Regions from separate parts of the Mus musculus genome. Here region 2 is linked to region 1. The links are chromatin contacts, found by Hi-C or POLR2A ChIA-PET in ENCODE. All regions are on one chromosome and are shown on one strand. Each heading gives the region's core, a stretch centred on a gene start or an enhancer-like site at or near the end of the contact. The rest is flanking DNA. Distances are from core to core; before and after follow the strand shown. Region 1 holds the start of Cep20 (centrosomal protein 20). Region 2 holds the start of Abcc1 (ATP-binding cassette, sub-family C (CFTR/MRP), member 1).

The links. Hi-C counts contacts between places; a loop is a spot of excess contacts on that map. ChIA-PET counts read pairs that join two places held with the same protein, here RNA polymerase II (POLR2A).
Region 2: a loop to region 1 is called in a map of left cerebral cortex, with 5 times the contacts of the local background. The contact joins the promoter of Abcc1 here to the promoter of Cep20 in region 1. A Hi-C loop is called at or near these places in 16 of 37 maps with a recorded cell type or tissue (T-helper 1 cell, T-helper 17 cell, T-helper 2 cell and 4 more). POLR2A ChIA-PET finds 5 or more read pairs at or near these places in 3 of 5 experiments (Patski and embryonic stem cell).

What each region holds. Positions count from the first base shown.
Region 1 is chr16:14,314,705-14,320,818 of GRCm38, forward strand. Cep20 (centrosomal protein 20) reads right to left here and starts at 2,628. Exons shown (of 5, transcript NM_025345.2): 1 at 2,590-2,628. The coding sequence starts at 2,617.
Region 2 is chr16:14,358,035-14,364,148 of GRCm38, forward strand. It overlaps Abcc1 (ATP-binding cassette, sub-family C (CFTR/MRP), member 1), which reads left to right and starts at 3,524. Exons shown (of 31, transcript NM_008576.3): 1 at 3,524-3,609. The coding sequence starts at 3,562.

The DNA of each region.
Region 1 (6,114 bases), core at 1,378-3,877:
CTCCCAATGCCTGTGTCGCTGGGGATTGAACCCAGGACCTCACGCATGACAAGCAAGCTACATTACTAGCCCAACAGTAGGATTTTGAAATGCCCAGCCTGGTTAGAAATGTAACATAAGGGGCGGAAGAGATGACTTAGTAAGGAATGTGTATTGTTCTTGCAGAGGACCTCAGTTTGCTTCCTGGTACCTACGTGGGCAGCTCACAACCATCTGTAACTCCAGGGGAACTCCGGGCCCTCTTCTGGCCTCCTCTTGTACACATGCGCACACACACACACACACACACACACACACACACACACACACACACGCACATGCGCGGGCGCGCGTGCAACACAACGGCTGAGAGGGAGAGGGAGGGAGGGAGAGAGAGAGGGAGAGAAAGAGAGAGAGAAACACAAAAATAAATCTTAAAAAAAAAAGAAATGTAATGATACTCGAATAAGGGACTATACCACTGCTAACTTATGGAGTCAGGAGTATGCATGTCAAATGTAACCTTATGTCTTGAAAAGGTACACTGTGACAAACATCAAAAGTTGAAATAAGTATACAGACTGAGTATAGAAAATGGGCTAGGGTTGAGCTGTCATCATCCCTTAACAGTAATATGGAACCTTCCTTTCTCAAATAGTCTTTTGTGACTAAACAGCAATTTTAGAAAATCAACATAATGCCTAGAATACAGTTAAGAACCCACTAAATATTTATAATATAGTACCTTACATTATTGATGAAAACTGTAGGTTAATAGTGCACTTTGCTCTGCCGATGGCAAAGGCATTAATATGCCACAATAATTAAAACCCATAGAGCAGTTCGGAAACATTTAGGTACATATAAGCAGAGTTTCTGATCTTTAGTAACTAACAACAGTCCTTGGCCACGTGATCGAGGATAGCCACTCTTAGACTTTTCACTTTTCTTCTCTTTTATTTCTAAAGCACTCCTTCAACCTTTCTACAGGTGTCAACCAATTATACTCTGAAACAGGTCCATAAAAGGACAGCTTTATCTTAAGATCATAACACAATCCCCGTTCTCTAGTTCCATCTTTGGAAATTAAGGGAAAGAGTCTTTTCTACTGGCAAGCATCCTGTCCCAGTTACTCTGAAGTACACACAGTACAGCCTCAAACTTTGCAGAAAACGCAAAGTAATGAGCTGGATTTGGGAAACGCAGCATGTCCTTCATACTTGGTGGCAGATTCCTAAACCATGCCTCAGCTGCCTTCTCCGAGGTAATGAACTCTACTTCTCAGAGAAAGAGCTAGGTGAAATGGAAGAGGTTTTAGACCAGTAAAAGCCCAGAAAATGTAAGATCACTGATTAGGAACAAGTTTTTATTACTTTTCTCTCAGACACAAAGCATACCAAGAACCAGAGAACGCAGAAGAACATATATAAGGAGGTCCCCCTCAATTTGTAGGGATAACCTCTGGGCTCTTTTATCATTTTGCTACTTGTAGTCTTATGCTTACAATGCTATTATTATAAAAATGCCTTCAGGAATTGGTCTTAACCCAACTTCTTTTCCATAGACTTTATCTTGAAATCCTATGAAAAGTTTATACAATATACATGTACTATGTATACTCCCATCCCCAGAACAGCTCATTGACTCATGTGAAGTCCCTCCTGGGGACTGAGGTATGTCTGCTTTTGGAATGCTCACCAGCAGTGTCCCCAATACATATGCAGTCAATAGTTACTACATCTTAGTCTCCAAACTATTCCATTTGGTTCTCTCCAGATTTCCATTACCGTTGGCTTAGTCTCTGAATTCCTTGACACTCAGAACTAGGTTTATTCTACGGGAAGCAGAATGGCATGATTAAGCCAGTGCACCTTATGGGGTTTCCACACGAGTCGATTTCTATCTAAATTATCGTGGATGAAATATTCCAACTCTCATGTATGAAATGGACATAGCGTTGCTACACAGAATCAAGTTGGATGAGTTGTTAAGGGTCTGATAGAATCACATACTGAACCTTAACTCCAATTACAACTCAAACGTTAACTCTAATTACTATTCAGAGTTAACAGTATACACGCGTTATTGATGTCTACTCCTTGTTTTGTAGTCCTGGGGATGGAACCTGCATGCACCCTGCACACAACCAACCATTTTGGAAAACCTCTTCCGAAAAATCCTGAAGAGCCGCCAGGATGGACAACTCTGTCTCAGGTTTCTGCCAAAGGACAAGGAGGACCTAGCCATACGTTGTCGTCCGGATGGGCTAGCCGTGCAAATCATTGGGAAGTGTGTCTGTCACCAAATCGTGGCTGTGGTGTTGTCGTGGTCAGCTCGGAACGCAGGCCTTTGGGCGCTGTCTGCTCAGTAGGGTTCTAAGAGATACCCAGAGGTCCTGAGGGGACAACAGATACCAGTCCCTTCCTCCAGCTCAAAGGCTGGCCCTAACATAGCGCATGCGCAAAGGCCGCCCCTGGTGGGCCCTGCCACCCTAGAACGACCCTGGAAAAAGATGAGCCGATGTCCCGCGCGCTCTCCTTCTGTCCCATCCCTATCATATACGGAAGGTTCGACGCTTCCCGCAACCGAGCATCCCCTCAATGCACTCACCAGCTTTCAGTTCCGTAACAGTCGCCATTTTTCAACGGCTGCTGGTGCCACGCCTCTCCAGTGCGTACGCACGGCTCTCGGCGCGGCCTCCAACCAATAGGAGTATGGCTCTGCTAGACCGCGTCTGTGCCTGCGCTCCGGTGATTGGCGAGCCGCCACATGAGACTCCACCAATCAGCGACCGTGTGAGGCGGGCTACACTGCAGAAAAGCTTGGAGCCAGAGCCAAATCTGTACCCAACTGCTTTGCCTTTTGTCGCCGCCCAAGTCCTACAGGTCAAGGTGCTGATTGTTCACCTCCCCTCCCCGCACCTTGGCAGGCTTTGTGCTCAGTCCGAGTCCCAGACACAACCCAGCGTCAGAATTACCTGGAAGACTGGTTAGAACAGACTGCTCTGACCCACCCTTGGGTCTTTCTGAGGCACGGACCAAGAGTTGGTTTTTCTGTCAACTTCCAGAATGCTGTGGATGGATGCTGTTAGTCTGAGAAGTGCCACCTTAAAAATCATCTTACACGGCACCCACTCGAAAGTGAACACTAGGAAGTCTTTACACGCCTCAGGTCAATGATGCCCGTTATACAGAGGAGGAAGTTGAGTGTCTAAAGGAAGATCACTGGCAAATGGTGGAGCAGGTGATAACCTAAACCCAGGCCAGCATCTCTTCAAAGCTTGCTCTCTACACTACCGTTAACACCGAGTACATTTGGAATCCTCGAGTTGTTTGTGGAAACAGCTGATAAAAGATTAAGAAGAACAAACATGGGAATAATACATTCAAAATGTGAGGCAGTATAATGGCAGTTGACTCTCCAGGGAGTCTAAGACACTGGACCCTTAAAATTCTGGACAGCCCAATAGTGGAAGTCTATGAGTGGATGCTAGTGAGCATATTTTCGAGGAAGTAAACTGTAAGAAATAGAAAATATAGACTTTAAAAGAAATCATTGGGTGTTTGTTTGTTTTTGTCTCATCTTGTAGTCCACGCTATCTGGGCATTCACTCTGTAGCTCAGGCTGACATTGAACTAACAACAAACACTCTTTTTGCCTCATTCTCAAAGTGATGAACGCCCCTATACTGCCACAACTTGGTTTTGTTTTTAAATTTGCCTCAGGGAGATAGATGTATGTTCTTCCTAAGATTAGCTTTGTTTTGTTTTTTTTCTGAAGTGCACAGGGTGGCTTTGAATTAGCCCTCCTTTCTTTAGCCTCCCAAGTGCTGCAATGACAGGAGTACATCACCATATCAGGCTTCTGAGATATTTCTTAAAGTGGGTAGCAGTTTTAAAGTTTGAAATCCATTTAGAGGAATGGCTCAGTGAATAAAGTTCTTGCTGCATAAATTTGAAGACCTGAGTAACCTTCGAAACCTGTTCTGTAGCCTTAGAATGGTCTTACTCAGTTAGGCTTTCCTATTTTGTAAAACCATGGTGCCTGAATACTTGGTCAGTAGCTCAGGAAATTAGAAGGATTAACCAATTCTACAGGTGAACAGCACTATTGATATACTGATGAGGAATTCCAGAGGCAAAGCATTATGTGACTTAGTATTCTCACCATGCTCACCAAAAATAGATACAGAGCCGTCATCTCAAACTTTCCCTTAACCTTCTTAACCTCACTTCTTCCCTAACCTTCTGGGGTCAGAGTGGGCTCCGCCTCTATCTTGGGAGTGAGTAGGGCCGAGAATGGGGAAAGGCACAAATTAAAAGAAAGTTTCCAAGTAGATATACATGACACTGGCCCACTCATAATGCCAAGGTTATATCAACTTTTTAGAGACAAGACTTCTCTGTGCCTGGTCCCTCTTGGGGTCAGTTGGAGCTTGGGTCAGTCATGTAGGATTCCCTTACCATGGAGCTTCCCAAGGAGAGGGGAGGCTGTGGTGAGGCTGCTTAGAAGACCACCTTTCAGGCTGGCGAGATGGCTCAGTGGTTAAGAGCACTGACTGCTCTTCTGAAGATCCAGAGTTCAAATCCCAGCAACCACATTGTGGCTCATAACCATCCATAATGAGATCTGACACCCTCTTCTGGAGTGTCTGAAGACAGCTACAGTGTTCTTACATATAATAATAAATAAATCTTTGGGCCAGAGTGAGCAGAGGTCCTGAGTTCAATTCCCAGCAACCACATGCTGGCTCACAACCATCTGTACAGCTACAGTGTACTCATATACATTATATAAATAAATAGCCGGGCGTGGTGTCAGACGCCTTTAATCCCAGCACTCGGGAGGCAGAGGCAGGCGGATTTCTGAGTTCGAGGCCAGCCTGGTCTACAAAGTGAGTGTTCCGGGACAGCCAGGGCTATATAGAGAAACCCTGTCTCGAAAATAAATAAATAAATAAATAAATAAATAAATAAATTAGAAGAAGAAGAAGAAGAAGAAGAAGAAGAAGAAGAAGAAGAAGAAGAAGAAGAAGACGTCAACCTTTCTCCTTCCCTGCAGTGTTGATTGCAAGAGTGCTCTCTCAAGTCTATAGCACACATGAGCACCCTCTGGAACTTCCCAAGGAATCTGGCACTCTATTTAGTGACAAGTCATCTTCCTCTGATCCCCATCTGGCTCTACGCCCCAAGGTGTGCCAGGTGACTCATGGATCAGTCATGTCACAGCAGAGGGTGGCTTGCATTGTACCTGGAACCAACAGAAAGGCTGAACTCAACCAACAGAAAGGCTAAACTCACCAGCATCATGACATTGAGGACTGCCTGCTAACTCTGTCATCCACAGCAGGTGCCCAGGCCAGCTGCATCGAGTGACAGAAAACCCTGTCTATTTCACCTGTGTCTTTGAGAGTATATGTTTGAAGAATGATGGGACTGAATTCTCACAAGGCACTTCACCCCATAGATAAAACATTTATAGAATATAAAGTCACTGACTCAGCAAAGCAATCAGAACACTAGGGAGAGGTGACATTACATTCAGATTTTAATGAGCCTAAAGGCCAGTTCTCCCCACTACAGTGAGGCCATGGAATTCACAAGGAATAGAAACAACATTTAAATGTTGTCAAGAGGAAGTTTTAGAGTGAAATTTAGTTTTGTTCTATTTAGGTATTTGATTTTATTCATTTGTTGTTAAATGTGGATATTTATATTAGTCTGTTAGAGCAAACAAAATGGTTCCTCCTGGTAAAGAGATACCTTGTGCCTCTTTGACCATCCAGCCATTTTGATAGAGCAAGAAATTTATTTAAAGCCTTGTTTACCAAGTGATTTAGAGATTAAGAAATTCTTGTGGTAATTCTTGCTGAAATGCAAGCTGTAGAGGAAAACAGACCAACAAAGCAGTGGGCTGGGCTCAAAGGAGTTTAACACCATTTCACCAAGAAACTCAGTAGTTTCCTTCTAGGAGAGGTGTTGCTATGAGAGGCTGCAGAGAGCTGGAAAAATCCTCCTGTAGGTGGAATTTTACAAATATGGGCAGCAGCTTTTGGAAATAGCAATTTCTCTGAAGACAAGCCAAGGCAACTTGTGCAAAGATAGCATAGTGCAGAGGCTGGGGGATGACTATCAG
Region 2 (6,114 bases), core at 2,274-4,773, 44 kb after region 1:
TCCTTCTGGTGCTGGTGGCCACACAGGGTGTACACTCCAGGACTACTTGGTCAGGACTGGACTCAATGTTTACACTAATCGTCACAAGGAGGATCAAGGTCAATCAATGTACAGTGCAGTCCCTGGTGTTTCTGGTGTTTCTCCACAAACACCAGCCAACTCTTACTAGGACATTTTCTACCCAGACCAATTCAACTAACTGGATCTCTGTGTAAAGAAGTCATCAAATGGCCGGGTGTGGTGGCACACACCTTTGATCCCAGCACTTGGGAGGCAGAGGCAGGCGGATTTCTGAGTTCGAGGCCAGCCTGGTCTACAGAGTGAGTTCCAGGACAGCCAGGGCTACACAGAGAAACCCTGTCTCGAAAAACCAAAAAAAAAAAAGTCATCAAATGATGATTTGTCTAAGACATCTGTGTCTGCGAATGCTCCTCTAACTTGGGATCCTAGATCAGCAGGAGGACCAGAGCTGGTACAATGAGCTGATCCTTGATGTGTCCCTGTGCAAAAGGACTGTCAGTGCTGGTTAGAGGACTGTTGTATCTTCTTCACCTTCAAGAGAAACTGGTACAAGGTTTGGAACAGGACCTCAGGACATAGCTAGTGTCCTGCAGGAGCTTCCTGCCACCCTTCTACTTCCCTATGCCTTAGGCCCAATACAGGAAATCTGGTGTCACTCCTACTAGGTCAGCAGCTTCAGCCTAGGGAGTGGTCACTGCATCCAGATGTTGTTTGGCTCAACCCAGGGAAACACCAAGGAGGAGGTGGTGAGATTCTACTCTGAGGTTATGAGTGGAGTTATACTGCACGGGCCTGGCCCCAGTGCAGCCTGCTGTAATGCTGCTCTGGGGCCTCAGTGGAATCCCTTATATCCTGTACTTTCTGGGTACCCCTATCTGGCTTAGTCACCCATCTCCCAGCCCCCTTCGTGGCAGGGTCTGTGGCAATCAATTTAAATAGAACAGACGTTTCACATGGAAAAAGTATAAAAAAAGCACCATGCACAGTTCACACTGATAGTCCCAGCCCCTCAGAGGTTGAGGCAGGAGGATGTCTGGGTCTCCTACACCACAACACCCTCAGTTTATCCATGCAGTTCTAGGGCAGAATTTCCTGTGTGAAATGCAGGCCATCCCACTGGACAGAAGTGTTACACTCTGTCACCTGTTCACTATCTATGGACTCTGGCTCCGTCCCCTTTCGCTCAAGCTTATGCCTGTCTGTGTAATATCCCTGCTTTTGCTTCTTTTGAGTGTCTCTCACTCATGCCACCTGCCTCTGCCTTCTCCGTGCTAGGGTTAAAGGTGTGTGGAGCCCTGCCCAACCTTTCCCCTTAATTTTCAAATGAAATGAAATTTATTTTGTGTATATGTGTGAGTGCAGGTGCAGATGTGCTCTGGAGCACTAGTGATGGTCAAAGAAGAGCCTCAGGAGTCGATCCTCTCTTGCTACCTTGTGGGCTTGGGAGACCAGGTTGTCAGAGCTGCATGCAAGCACCTTTGCTGGATAAGCCATCTCACTGGCTGTCTCTGATTTATTTGTTGAGACAGCATCTCTCACTGAATTTAGACTTCACAACTGGGCTAGGCTGACTGGCTGTTGAGTTCTAGGAATCTGCCTGTCTCCATCTCCCCAGGACCACATTACAGATGTGCCCTGACACATGGGCGTTTTCTGACATGGATGCTGGAGTCCAGACTCCAGGTTCTCAGGTTTGTGCAGTAGTACTTACCCAGCTAAGCTTTGTCACCAGAACTGCTCTGTTCTACGTTTTGTGTCAGGGTCTCATGCAGTCCTGGTTGGCCTCGAACTCAAGATCCTCCTTCAGCCTCCCAAGTACTGAGATCGTGGGCGTTCACCACCAGTCTTGGCTGCTTCATAGTTTTCTTATAGGCTGCTTTCCTCAGCTCAAGACACAGCCCAGCCCAGGCTGGAATCCCAACCATGCTTGTGTTTAGCTCAAAAGCTTTCTTTCAGAAAGCCTTCTAGACTTTTACCTGAGCAGGCCTGGCCCCCTTGATCCTCTTTATCCCCTTCCTGGATCTTGCAACAGTTTCAAATACACTTTCCGATTATGAAAGCATGTCATTAAGATCTGTTGCCTTATCACTAAAACACATGAAAATACAGCTCCACTTTCCCGTCTGTCAGATCTGAGCATATTCCAGCTGCTAGCTTGCTAGAGCCTAGCAAGACTCCTGCTATACAGCAGATGCTCAATAAATATGGGTAACAGTGCATTGAGAATTGTTACCTGAAAGTAATTATCTTTAAAAAACTTATTCACAGAGGTAAAGAAACTTCCTGCCAAGCCTGATGACTTGAGTTAGCTCCCTGGAATCCACAAAGTTCCACAAAAAACAACTCTCCCAGGCTGTCCTGACCTCCACAAGCACAAGTTTATATACACACCCACACACATACACACATAGAAGTAAATGCTGTTACTACAACCACCACCTCCACCACCACCACCACCACCACCACCACCACCACCAAACTCTTATTCATACTGAGGGGGACCTGACTTGTGGTTGACCTTCAAAAATTGTTTATCTTACTCATTTTCTTTATTACTTTTTAAATTAAAATATTTTTTCAGGGGTATACATAGCTCAGCTGGTGGAGTGGTTCCTGCTGACAACAAAACCTAGGAGGAAGCCTGGGTTTTGTTGTCAGCGCCCCAGGTGGCTGGGGTAATAAGAAGTGGAGGAAAGGTGATGCACACCTTTAATCCCAGAGCTTGGGAGACAGAGGCAGGCAGATCTCTGAGTTCGAGGCCAGCCTGGTTTACAAATTGAGTTCCAGGACAGCCAGGGGCTTCATAGAGAAACTTCAGTCTGTCTTAAAAAAAAAAAAAAAAAAAATGGAGGCAGAGGGGCTCACAAGTTCAGGGTCATTCATCCTCTACTACATAGTGCTTTAGAGGCCAGATTTAGTTATTATATGAAACCCTGTCCCCAAATTCCTCATACCAAGTAATAAGGAAATGAGTTATTTCCTGGCTGCACTCAGAATGGGAGAAATTCCCAGGGTGCTTTGCAGACCATGGAGGAGGGGTGGCAAACTGGTGTTCAGGATGGAGATCTCAGTGTTTAGAATGGATTCATAGGGCTCCTGATTCAAACGAACTACACTTCTACTCGTTGAGGGACTCTGAGCGAATTTCCTCACCTTTCTGAGCCTCAGTTTCCTTATCTGTTCTCTTTCCTTTCTTGGGAGCTCACATCCATATCCCTCCAGGTGCAACTGAAGGAAAAAGCCCTAAAATCACGCAAGCACCGAGCGTTCTCCCGCAGCGGGGGGCCAGCGGTACAGTTAGGGTCACCTGGGATGAAGCCCAGGTGTGGAGGGCCCAGTGCGGGGTTCTTCCGGGCCGTGTCGGCTTTAGGAGCCGCCAGTGAGTGGGAGCTGCAGACGAGGCCTGCAGGCCCAGGCCAGGGCAACTCGTGGCCGTGCTCGCTCCCACGCGCGGGGCGGGGCGGGGTGGGGCGGGGCTGCATCCCGGTGACGCGGGCCAACCGCGCGGCGCTGCGCCTCCTCGCTCAGCCGGCCGCCCGCATGGCGCTGCGCAGCTTCTGCAGCGCTGATGGCTCCGATCCACTCTGGGTAAGGTGGTGGGCCGCGGGGGACGGCGCGGGGGCGACCGGGGACTCGGAGGACGTGGGGGGACGCTGGGACGCGCGGACCCAGCTGCTCCCCTAGCCGGAGCCCTGCTCTGCTTACGCGGGGATTCGCCACCCGGGCCCCGGCGTAGCCGCCGCTCTCTTACTCTGGGGACCGGGTTCCGGGAGAGCTGGGTGTGTGCGGGGAGGTGCCTCTGTGCTTTGGGGTTCTGCCATCGGGAAGGGACGCCAGATCTGGAGGCAGCAAATTGGGGATTTTCTGTGTTTTGTGGGGGTAGGATCTCCGTTTACCGCGCACACACTATCATAGAGCACCGTGCAGGAGCCCAGACTCTAGAAAGGGACTTCCCATCGCTTGTGTTGGGGTTCCCCACTGTTTGTTTTACCTCTCGTTTACTCTGGCTTCATGTTTTTTTTTCTCATCCTCTCTCCTTTCTGCCTAAATGCTATCAGGGAACTTTAAGGAAATAAGGAAAAGCCAAGAGAGGGGAGAAGGGCCTTTCTGTCTCTTTTTGTAGGTTTGGGGTGCAGTGGAAAATGCCCTGGACTCTGTAACCAGGAGAGTGCCTTCTACTCTGAGTCAGAGAGACTCCGCTGCTCTGGGGATGTCCCGGGGACTTCAGGCCCTCTCCAGGTAGCTTTCTTGTGAAATGATCCTAGGCTGGGTTCCCTGGCTGACTGCTCTAATCTCCAGTGCTTGTGTATTTCGTGTTCCTGTAATGCTGTTCCTGTAATGCGATTTGCCTGTTATTCCAGAACACTCCTGCATCACATTGTCCTGATTATTAGTGACTACAATAGGAAACCCTGGACACAATGACTTTTCTTTTTGTTTGAGAAACAAGAAAAACATCCCTGTTTCTTAGCAGCTGATGGTTAGCGCCCACAAGTATTTGTTCTGTTTTGTGGTACCTCCGTGATAGACTGCATTAGGAATGATGACCCCTGAAGGCCCCCTGGGAGACTTTTGGGTGAGGAGGGTGCCAATTTTGGTTGAGAAACTTACCATACTTGGATAAATGGTTCATTTTAAAGCCAAGAGGTTGGAGGTTTCTCCAGAGCTGGAAACAGAGCTTGTGATTTACATTCGGGAGTCTGCAAGAGATAGGTGCCTGTTTGCCACACAGGAACACTGTGTGTCCTCTACCCTTGTGCCAAGTGTAGAGACAACGAGGTTATTTTGCAAGAACTCAGGGGGATCTGGGTCACTAACATGGGTGCTGGAGTATTTCCTGAATTTCTTTTTTCTCTTATGGTGGAGGGGAAGTAGACATTAGATTTTCTACCAGTTTGCATATTTTATTTTTGCATATATATAACACACACATACATATATTGTGTGTGTGTGTATGTTTGAGTGTATGCATACCATGGCACATGCGCACATCAGACTTGTGTGGAACTCTCTTTCCACAGTGTGGGTTCTGAGGTCCTCAAGCCTCTCACCAGTTCACATCTGGATGTATCCTATTGTTGCGCAGTGATGACTAGGAAATGTTGGGAGGTATTCTCTAGCTTCTAATATGCTAAAAAGCCTACCCAAGAAGCCTGACTTGGTGTTCTTTCCTTCTTGGAACTTTTTGCCACAGAAAATGAAGATGGATGGATTGTGTTTGGCAGTAGTGGTGGCTGGCCTTCCCCTTAGGCAGCTTCCCATCCTCCCTTAAGTCTCATCTTGCAGATTTCCTTTCGGCCCCTCTTCTCTCTCACTGGTCTAGGCTTGATGGACACCCTGTTTCTGGAGTCCTGGAATCAGAATGGGTGAGAGGGCCACTGGCAAGCAAGAACTTATGTGTAGCTAGAGAATCCAAACACAAAACAGAGTGGGTTGGTTGGCCTGGTGTGCACCTATCTGTAATCACACCATTGGGAAAGCTGAGGCAGGAGAAGTGAAATTCAGGCCAGCTGTGCTAGAGCAAGACTGCTTCAAAGAACAATAAACTAAAGTAGGTGGCTTTGCACCAGCATATCTATACCGCTGCCACACCCTGCCATTCTAGACCTCACCATCTTGAGTTGTTTCATTGTTTACTGTGCTCAGTTTCTATAGAACAGCCCTTCTGGGCTGCGGCCATGGTCTTATCAGTGTTCGTGGTCTAGCCTTCTCTCATGTATTGTATTGTATCCCAACTGCAGCTTCCCCTCCCTCCTCCCCTCCTTGTTCCTCCCTTCACATCCCCATCTTCCCCAGATCTGCTCCTGTTTCCCTTCAGATGGGAGCAGATGCAGAGACCTACAACCAAATATTAGGTGGGACTTGAGGAACCACAGAAGATGGGGAGGAAGGATTGTAGAAGCCCGGTGTGAGGACACCAGGCGAGCACAGCCCACAGAATCAGCGAAGCAGGGCTTGTAAGGACTCCCGGAGATCGATGGGAGTGGGCTGCTGTCCTTTTGCTACTGGTACTTGGATCCTTTTAGGACCAACATTATGCTTAGAGAAGTCAAGATTCCAGCCGTCAGGAACCCTCTCGGAGTCTTGCTCCTG